Linked DNA regions of Homo sapiens: region 2 is linked to region 1. A link is a contact called in ENCODE Hi-C data. All regions are on one chromosome and are shown on one strand. The core of a region is the stretch at or near the end of the contact, and the rest is flanking DNA. Distances in the headings are between cores, read along the strand shown. Region 1 overlaps NF1 (neurofibromin 1). Region 2 holds the start of SUZ12 (SUZ12 polycomb repressive complex 2 subunit).

Region 1 (4,526 bases), core at 323-2,822:
GAGTCGTTCTGTCACCCAGGCTGGAGTGCAGTGGCATGATCTTGTCTCGCTGCAACCTCTACATCCTGGGTTCAAGCGATTCTTGTGCCTCATCCTCCCGAGTAGCTGGGACTACAGTAGGCATACACTACCACACCTGGCTAATTTTTGTATTTTTAGTAGAGACAGGGTTTCACCATGTTGTCCAGACCGGTCTCGAACTCCTGACCTCAAGTGATCTGTCCGCCTCAGCCTCCCAAAATGCTGGGATTACAGGCATGAGCCACCACGCCTGGCCTGTTAAGATAAAACTTCTAAATTGAGTTTTCTTCCTTCTGGCTTGAGTTAACCAGTCCAGATTCACGTATCATGACTGAAACTTCTTATCCAGCCAAATGCATCCCTTTCCCACCTTGCATACTTTCTAAACACACGATTTTTCCCTGCTAAACAGACACTTCTATGCTGTTTTTTACCCTTCTCAAGGGTGTTCTTTTTTTTTTATTTTTCTTCCAGACCTAGCCTCTTCCCCTTTCTGGCTGCATATCTGAATCTGTCCTCATCTTTCAGACCTCAGTTTAAATTCCCCTTCTTAACCCAAGTTCTCTGTGACTGACTACAGCCCAAACAGATCAGTCATTTACTGAATTCCCCCTAGCTCTCATTTATTGTTTTTATGGTTCCTTACATAATTCATGTATGTATCTCACTCACACTTCTATTCTCTTAAGTAATTGTGTTTACTTTTCACATTTTCCTATACCTACTTCCTTGAACAAGATTATAAAGAACCTTGAAGAAGGCAGAAAGGAGAAAGAAAAATACTTATCTAGAGCATATTATGTGTTGTACTATCCCAGTTTTGCATACTTTATTTCACAGAACCTTCAAATGACTTTATAAGGAAGGTAAAGGGATCCCTTATTTACAGATAAAGAGACAGTGTCAAATGAGTTAAGCAGTTTGCCTGATGTTATACCACTCGAAGTGACAGATTGGGAGTTTGTACCCAGGGCCACCTGATTCCAAAGCATACATTCTTTCTGCTACCCTTTATTGCCTCATGTTTTTATATTTTGATTTCTTTGTAGTTAATGCCTTATATATTAGGAGCACAGTAAACATTTAACCTGTATTGGGCTTCTTGATTCCTTTCCATTTTAGTTTTTGCTTTTTACTAGTACTTCTACCAGAAAATAAGCAGAGGCAGTGAAATCTGAGTTAATAAATTCTGCTTTTTATCCATTTTGCAAAAGATTTAAAAGGGAAAATTTGAACACTTTTGGCATAGATATAGGGATTTGAATAATCTCTGGATGGTCATCATCCATGCAGTTCCTACCCATTATTCTTATAGATTACAAAAAAAGGCGGGGGGACTTCTTTAGAAAATGTTATTCTCTTCAGAACTTCATTTTAAAAATCTGTTTTAATGCTATGCAAAGCATCAGAAAATATAAGCCATGAATTGTCTTTAGCCAAAAATGTTTCCTCTTTTGTGACTTTGCTTAAAATAAGGAAACCATACGGTTCCTCTTTTCAGTTAGCTGAAAAAGGCATTAGAGAAGGACAGGGCCCAAACAGGAACATAATTTTAAACCCAGGTTAGTTTGTAAGATCAATTTTGATAGGCTCCTATCCTCTACTGTCAGTAGTAAGCTGGTGGAACCCTCCATGTATGAGATTTTCACTTGTCAGTTAACGGTTATGGCAATATTAAAACCAAATTCCATTTTTTGCCTATCCTAACACTTTCTACCACTCTTCAGTTAGCTTTTTATCCTCCTAGGATCTGCCACATCAGAGTACTAGAAACTGTATTAGAATTCTATGATGGCAATTCAGTGTAGTCCAGAGAAGGAGAAGAAAGATTTAAAAGAGGAATAAATAGGGAATATGGTAGTGGAAAAAACTGACTTTTTTCCCAGCGGTAATGAGGCCAGCGTTACTACCAGTGTGGAAGGTTATTTAGCATACACATTTTAAAATATGTAAGTGGTGTGTACCTGAAGTACCAACATTGTTTCTGTAGGTAAAGAACAATATTGGGCAGGGGAATAAAAAGGAGATTTAGAATAATATAAAAGGCAATGCAAAGAAATACAAAATAACACAAAAGAGAAAAAACAAAAACTCTAGGAAGCAGCGAACAGAAAAGAGGAAGGTCAATTGACTAGAGAAGATACAGAAAAGAAGAAAAGTTAATAAACAGGTGAAAAAAAAAGCAGTGGTTATATAATTAGCAAGAAGGCAGTGTAGATGATTGAAGTAGGCAAAATGAAGTTGGGGGTGGGGGGAGATGATTGAAGTAGATGAAAGAAGCAACGGCAAAATGCTGCTCTGTTGTGGCTGGCCTGTGTTTGTGAGTGCAGGGAGACAGTAAAGAGGAGCTTGCTTTCTAAAATGGAGGACCAGAAGGAACCATCCTTTCAAATTCATTTACCTTTCATTTCAGGCTCTCCTGTCTGCTGTGAGTATCCTTACCATCCTCTCCCTTTTTTTTTCCCTGACACTATCCAGAAGCATACCTAGCAATTATTCCAAAGAACCCATGTACCCGTGTACGTTTTATATAGAGTTTTCCAGAAATCCCTTAGTCTGCTGCTCAAGCAAATTTGTCAGCCCTCATATGCCGGTTTTTACTCATTATTATAGGCTGGCACTTTGAGGTTTAAATCTGTGATTTTGGTTCTTTTTCTTTGCTGAATATTTAGAATATTTTAAAAAGAAAAACATAAATTTAAACATTTTAAAGACAGTTACAGTGAAGCAGGAGTCCCCGTGTATAAGACATGTTCTTTTTTTTTTTTTTTTTCCGTTTGGAGACAGGGTCTCACTCTGTCACCCGGGTTGCAGTGCAGTGGTGCAATCTCAGCTCACTGCAGCCTCTGCCTCCTGGGCTCAAGCGATCCTCCTCACACCTCAGCTTCCCTAAAGAAGTTAGAAACTGCAGGTGCACTACACCACGCCCAACTAATTTTTGTATTTTTTGTAGACATGGGGTTTCACCATGTCACCCAGACTTGCCTTGAACTCCTGGACTCAAGTGACCCACCCACCTTGGCCTCCCAAAGTGCTGGAATTATAGGCATGAGCCACCGAGCCCGGCCATAGACATGTTCTTATAAATATAATGCATAAGTACTTAAAGGGTCCAGCATTTAAAATTGATGCTGTTAAGTTGGATATGTTAGGAAGTATGCCATTATCTTTTAAAGAGAATCAAGATTTGGAGAGCATATCCTAGACAAAAGACAAGTATAGATAGCTGTATCAATTACTTTGATATAATAAAAGTTGTGATGCAAATATAATAGATTAAAATTTAGCAGTAGTATTATCTCTAACTAGTGAAGTTTTGAAACCGTAAAAGAAAAAACCAGCCATTCTGCATCTTGAGGAAAAGTGGAAAGAGAAATTGACCTTCAACTACAATAGGAAGTATTTGATGACCATCTTGTATCATGATAGTGACCATTTACTGAGCACCCACCAAAGGCTAAGCAGTATCCTATTTTAATTAGCTAGGTGGTGGTTTTTTCATCCTACAGATAAGGAAACTGAGACACCACGATGTTGGGTAACTTGGCAGTATCACAGCTCTAAGTAGTGGCACTAATACAAAAATCATGCTAATCTTGTGCCAGAACCGTTTCTTTCTATCACATTTCACTGTATGTGCTATACTGCCTTTCATAGAAAAGTTATGAAATAGAAATGCTTTATGAAGGAAGGAGATGTGAGTTGGTGGGAATTACACGTAAATAACACTTGTAGGTAGTCTTAGATAAAGGGTAGGAAAGAAATACCTGAAAACCCATTTTAGTCCTGATTCTACGAAAACTATTATAAGAATTTGGAATGGTTTCTATAAAGTGTCATATTTAGTAAGTTTACTGAAAATTTTGTGGTGATTTTTTTTTTAAAGCTTGGACATTGAAAGGCATCAGATTTATGTTTCTCAATTCAAACTTAATCAGAATTAAAGTTTCCTTCTAAGTAGAATTATGTGGGAATTAGCTGGAAAACACAGGCACTACTAGTAAACTTTAGATTTGGGACTAACCCTTTAAAAACATGTATGGGACCAGGCGCAGTGGTTCCTGCCTGTAATCCCAGCACTTTGGGAGGCCGAGGTGGGCCAATCACTTGAGGTCAGGAGTTGAAGACCAGCCTGACCAACATGGTGAAACCCCGTTTCTACTAAAAATACAAAAAATTAGCCAGGCGTGGTGGTGGGTGCCTGTAATCCCAGCTACTCAGGAGGCTGAGGCAGAAGAATCTCTTGACCCTGGGAGGCGGAGGTTGCAGTGAGCCTGTGAGCCAAGATGGTGCCGCTGCACACCAGCCTGGGTGACAGAGGGAGACTCCATCTCAAAAAAAAAAAAAAAAAGTATGGGATTCTATGACAAAAACACACCATAAGGATCGATGGGAAATTTTTTAATTTTATGAAATATGACAGTGAAAAAAATTTAATATAATTTTATGACTTTATGCATAATGAAATAAACTAAATATTAGAAGTAGAAAAATATATAGACAAG
Region 2 (4,107 bases), core at 425-2,924, 630 kb after region 1:
TGGTGTCCAACTTTATTCATCAAGACTCATTGGATGAATCCTGATTCTATGCCAGGCACAGTGATAGACACCTCAGCTACCAAAGCATCCATCATCCGTGCCCCAAGAGCTTAACAGTAAAGTAGAAAGAAAAAGACTTGCTGCTATAACACAAAGGTTCTTAACTTGAACAGGCTTCAGGAAGTCTGAGAACTTGAATGACAAAAAATATATATATTTATTTACACTAACCTCTAGCTAGAATTTAGCATCTCCTTCAACTACTAATAGGTGACAAATCATAGTAGTGTTAGCAGTGCCTGTGGCTTTGTTACCAAGAGAACTTACTGGTATTTCTCTCGGGAGGCCAAGGTTGCAGTGAGCCAAGATCGCGCCCTTGCACTCCAGCCTGGGTGACAGAGCGAGAATCCGTCTCAAAAAAAAAAAAGACTACAGAGGATAGTGTAACAAACAAGAGGGGATTCTGAACTTTTTGTCTGAATATAAAATATAGCTTGTCCTTAACAACAGGCATTCCTTATTTCAGGTAAGAAGGTATACCTAATTTCAGATGTGTTCCTGAAATGCCAAATACTATATACGTCATTTGCAGAGATCACTTTCTTAAGTAGCAAAGGCTTTGATAAAACCTGTACTTTAGGTATTTAATCATTACAAAGATAACTAGTTTTGTAAACAACTTGAATAACCATTCCAGAGACACTTGTTTTGTAAACAGTGTTTTGCAGTTAACTATAGAGAACCCAAGTAGACATTTAAAAAATGCTGTTTAGAGTATGAAATGGTTCTATGTTTATAGGTTGGGATTTTTGAAATTTTAACGTAATATAAAAATTGGAAGAACATCCTTAGAGATCATCTTGTCCAACCTGAAATTCAAATCATTAGCTCAACTCCAAACCAATCTGTGCCAGAAGACTGAAATGGGCCTATGTGTCTATCGTTCAAAGCAAGACCTGGCCAGGCGCGGTGGCTCACGCCTGTAATCCCAGCACTTTGGGAAGCCGAGGCAGGTGGATCACGAGGTCAGGAGATCGAGACCAGCCTGGCCAAAATGGTGAAACCCTGTCTCTACTAAAAACACAAAAAATTAGCCAGGCGTGGTGGCGAGCGCCTGTAATCCCAGCTACTCTGGAGGCTGAGGCAGGAGAATCGCTTCAACCCGGGAGGCGCAGGTTGTAGGGAGACGAAGTCGCGCCACTGGCACTCCAGCCTGGGCGACAGAGGGAGGCTCCGTCTCAAAAAAAAAAAAAAGCAAGACTCGCAAAACACCGGATTCCTTCTCAGCTTTCTGAGCTGAAAAGGTATAGATCCTAAAGAAGAGAAGAGTGTATGTAAGTACTTCTCAACCAGTTTACCTCTCTGACCACTCTTACGGTGTTTGGGGGCAACAAACTAAGGATCTAGACTCGCTAAACCGCTCGCTGGGTCCTTCTCTCCCCACAATGCACCGGGGCCAGCAGGAAGGCCGCTCCGACCCCTAATTTTCCCGCGAATTCAGTTCAAAGAGGCGGCCGGGCCCGCGATCGGCAGCGCGCACGGGCCAACCAAGCCGCGCCTCCGCGAGAAGCGCCTCCGCGTGACTGACGGGGGAATCCGCGGGCCAACGGGCTGGGCGGCCCGGCGGTGCGCGCTCCCGCCGGCCAATCAGAGCGCCGGGCGGGGGAAGTGGGCGGAGCGAGGCCAGGGTAGGGTGAGCGGCCTCCGAAGCGGAGCGGGGCTCTGAGGAGACACTTTTTTTTTCCTCCCTCCTTCCCTCCTCTCCTCCTCCCTTCCCTTCCCCTCTCCTCCCCTCTCTCCTCCTTCCCCCCTCGGTCCGCCGGAGCCTGCTGGGGCGAGCGGTTGGTATTGCAGGCGCTTGCTCTCCGGGGCCGCCCGGCGGGTAGCTGGCGGGGGGAGGAGGCAGGAACCGCGATGGCGCCTCAGAAGCACGGCGGTGGGGGAGGGGGCGGCTCGGGGCCCAGCGCGGGGTCCGGGGGAGGCGGCTTCGGGGGTTCGGCGGCGGTGGCGGCGGCGACGGCTTCGGGCGGCAAATCCGGCGGCGGGAGCTGTGGAGGGGGTGGCAGTTACTCGGCCTCCTCCTCCTCCTCCGCGGCGGCAGCGGCGGGGGCTGCGGTGTTACCGGTGAAGAAGCCGAAAATGGAGCACGTCCAGGCTGACCACGAGCTTTTCCTCCAGGCCTTTGAGAGTGAGTGTGTGCGAGGCTTTGAGGGCAGGAAGACCCACTCTGCCAACACCGGGGATGGGACACTCTGCTGGGCCCCCTTCCTCCTCGGGAGTCCACTTGTGTGGTAGTGGAGGGAGGAATTGAGGGGATGTCCCCCTTTCGGAGATTACGTCTCCAGGGGATCCGGAGTCCAGGGCCTTGGGAGAGCTGGAAAAGAGGGTCCGGGCGGGTTCTTGACTCCCCCAAGATTGACGCAAGAGGCTCGGGACTGGGGCCCCACGTTCAGAGCAGGCGGCTTTTAGATGAGGAGGTAGCAGTTGAACTGAGCCGCAGTCACATCCCGAGACTGGTTCTTGTTTTCTTTCATGCCTTTCGGACTCTAGAAATACAGGGGTTTCGGTTGTAGCTTTTGAGGGGCAAAATGAAGCCTGTGAAGGGATGAGTGCAGTGGAACCGAAGAAAGTGTCCTTAGTCTGAAATGCCTTCGCGCTAACTTGGTGCTGCAGGTTCCTATGGCACCTTTGGATGCTTAAAACCCTTCAAATCTATCCACCCATTTTGTGGATATGTAAACTGAGCCAGAGAGTGGTCAAGCATCTTCTCTGGAGACGACCCCGGAATTCTGCTTTTTCTACCTGGCTTACAGAACATTTTCTTGCGTCAATTTCTGTTTCTAAGTTCTGTCTGGAAGGTGAAACTGACTTATTTGGAAAGGAGAGCAAGGTGTCTGGAAACAAACAATAGAATTTATTAAAAACATCGTGACTATGAATAATCCTGATTGTTCTTTAAGGAATGTTATATCCTGATTGGTTCCCTTTTTTGCTTTTGTGTGTTATAATTTGGGTGATCTTTAATAGCTAAATAATCTTACAGAAACTTGAATAAACTTGGCTCTACCGCCCAGTGTCCTTATTTACAGTTTCACTGTGGCATATGTTAAGGGCATGGTATCAGCTGTGCTTAGAAAGACGTATTACGTTGTTTAATACCCTTCCTTCATTCTCTCTCATTAGTGCTTCATGAAATTCTAATTGGAACTTAATAGAAGGAATTTCAGTTTTTATGGAAACGAATATTGAACCTGCTTCAGAGAGATTCACATTATTCACGTATTTCTTAGTATACTTTGAAATATCTAGAGAGGCTTTAATTGGAAATAGGATGTAGAACTGAAGGGCAGTGGTGACAATAATGATACTTGTTTGTACCCCTTCTAAAGTATCTCATCTCCCTTTAGTTAATTTAAAATAAAACCAATTGAAGATTTAGGTGGAAATTTTAAAAGTTCTTTCTGAATGTTAAGACACATCCTCCAAGAAAGTTTTAACTATTTGCGTTCTGATGAGTCGACCTCAGGGAAGTCAAGTGTCATTAAGAGCTAGATCTGGTCATAAAACAACTCGAAGTTGTTTACTGGAAAGTTTAAATACTTGAATGTAATTATTCACATAGTTATTTCTATTTGGTTTATTCTGATACTGCTGTATAATGACCTAACGTGACACTAATAGGTCATTAATGTAACTGATATAATAGTATATGTATTTTTCATCGACTTAAGTCCTGTATAACAAATTACATTTTAACTAATTTGAAATTTAATTCAACTCATTTTAAGCGTTAGAAAGACTGTTTTGTGAACCTGTCAATTGTGTAAAAAATGTATTGAGGTAATATTTATATTGAACAAAATAGATACAACTTTAAATTATAATTAGGAATATTTATTGAGAATTTTTGCTGCAGTTTGTGTCCGAGATTCATTTCAATATTGACTGACTTTTGAGTGCAGTGGATCCCACCTGTAATCCTAGCTACTCTGGAGGCTGAGGCAGGAGGATCTGTTGAGCCCACGAGTTTGAGACCAGCCTGGGCAACATATCAAGACCCCTTTTCAAAAAAAGAAAAAAAAAATCTTGACTGACTTTCATCATACC

What was found. A loop is a pair of places that touch in the nucleus more often than their neighbours do. Pooled maps may share reads with other maps.
Region 2: a loop to region 1 is called in a pooled map, with 2.8 times the contacts of the local background. The contact joins the promoter of SUZ12 here to the enhancer-like site in region 1. A Hi-C loop is called at or near these places in 4 of 50 pooled maps.

Annotation. Positions count from the first base shown.
Region 1 is chr17:31,308,164-31,312,689 of GRCh38, forward strand. The region is part of intron 36 of NF1 (neurofibromin 1); the gene reads left to right. The region is part of intron 1 of EVI2B (ecotropic viral integration site 2B); the gene reads right to left. Among named protein-coding and RNA genes, the nearest start is that of EVI2B, 3.6 kb to the right of the region's middle. RefSeq lists an enhancer at 3,039-3,118. Within about 2 kb of position 1,573, at least 7 of the 41 ENCODE cell types and tissues checked have a DNase peak (open chromatin) inside an H3K27ac peak, as active enhancers do.
Region 2 is chr17:31,935,333-31,939,439 of GRCh38, forward strand. SUZ12 (SUZ12 polycomb repressive complex 2 subunit) reads left to right here and starts at 1,675. Exons shown (of 16, transcript NM_015355.4): 1 at 1,675-2,188. The coding sequence starts at 1,915. RefSeq lists a silencer at 1,566-2,025 and an enhancer at 1,766-2,351.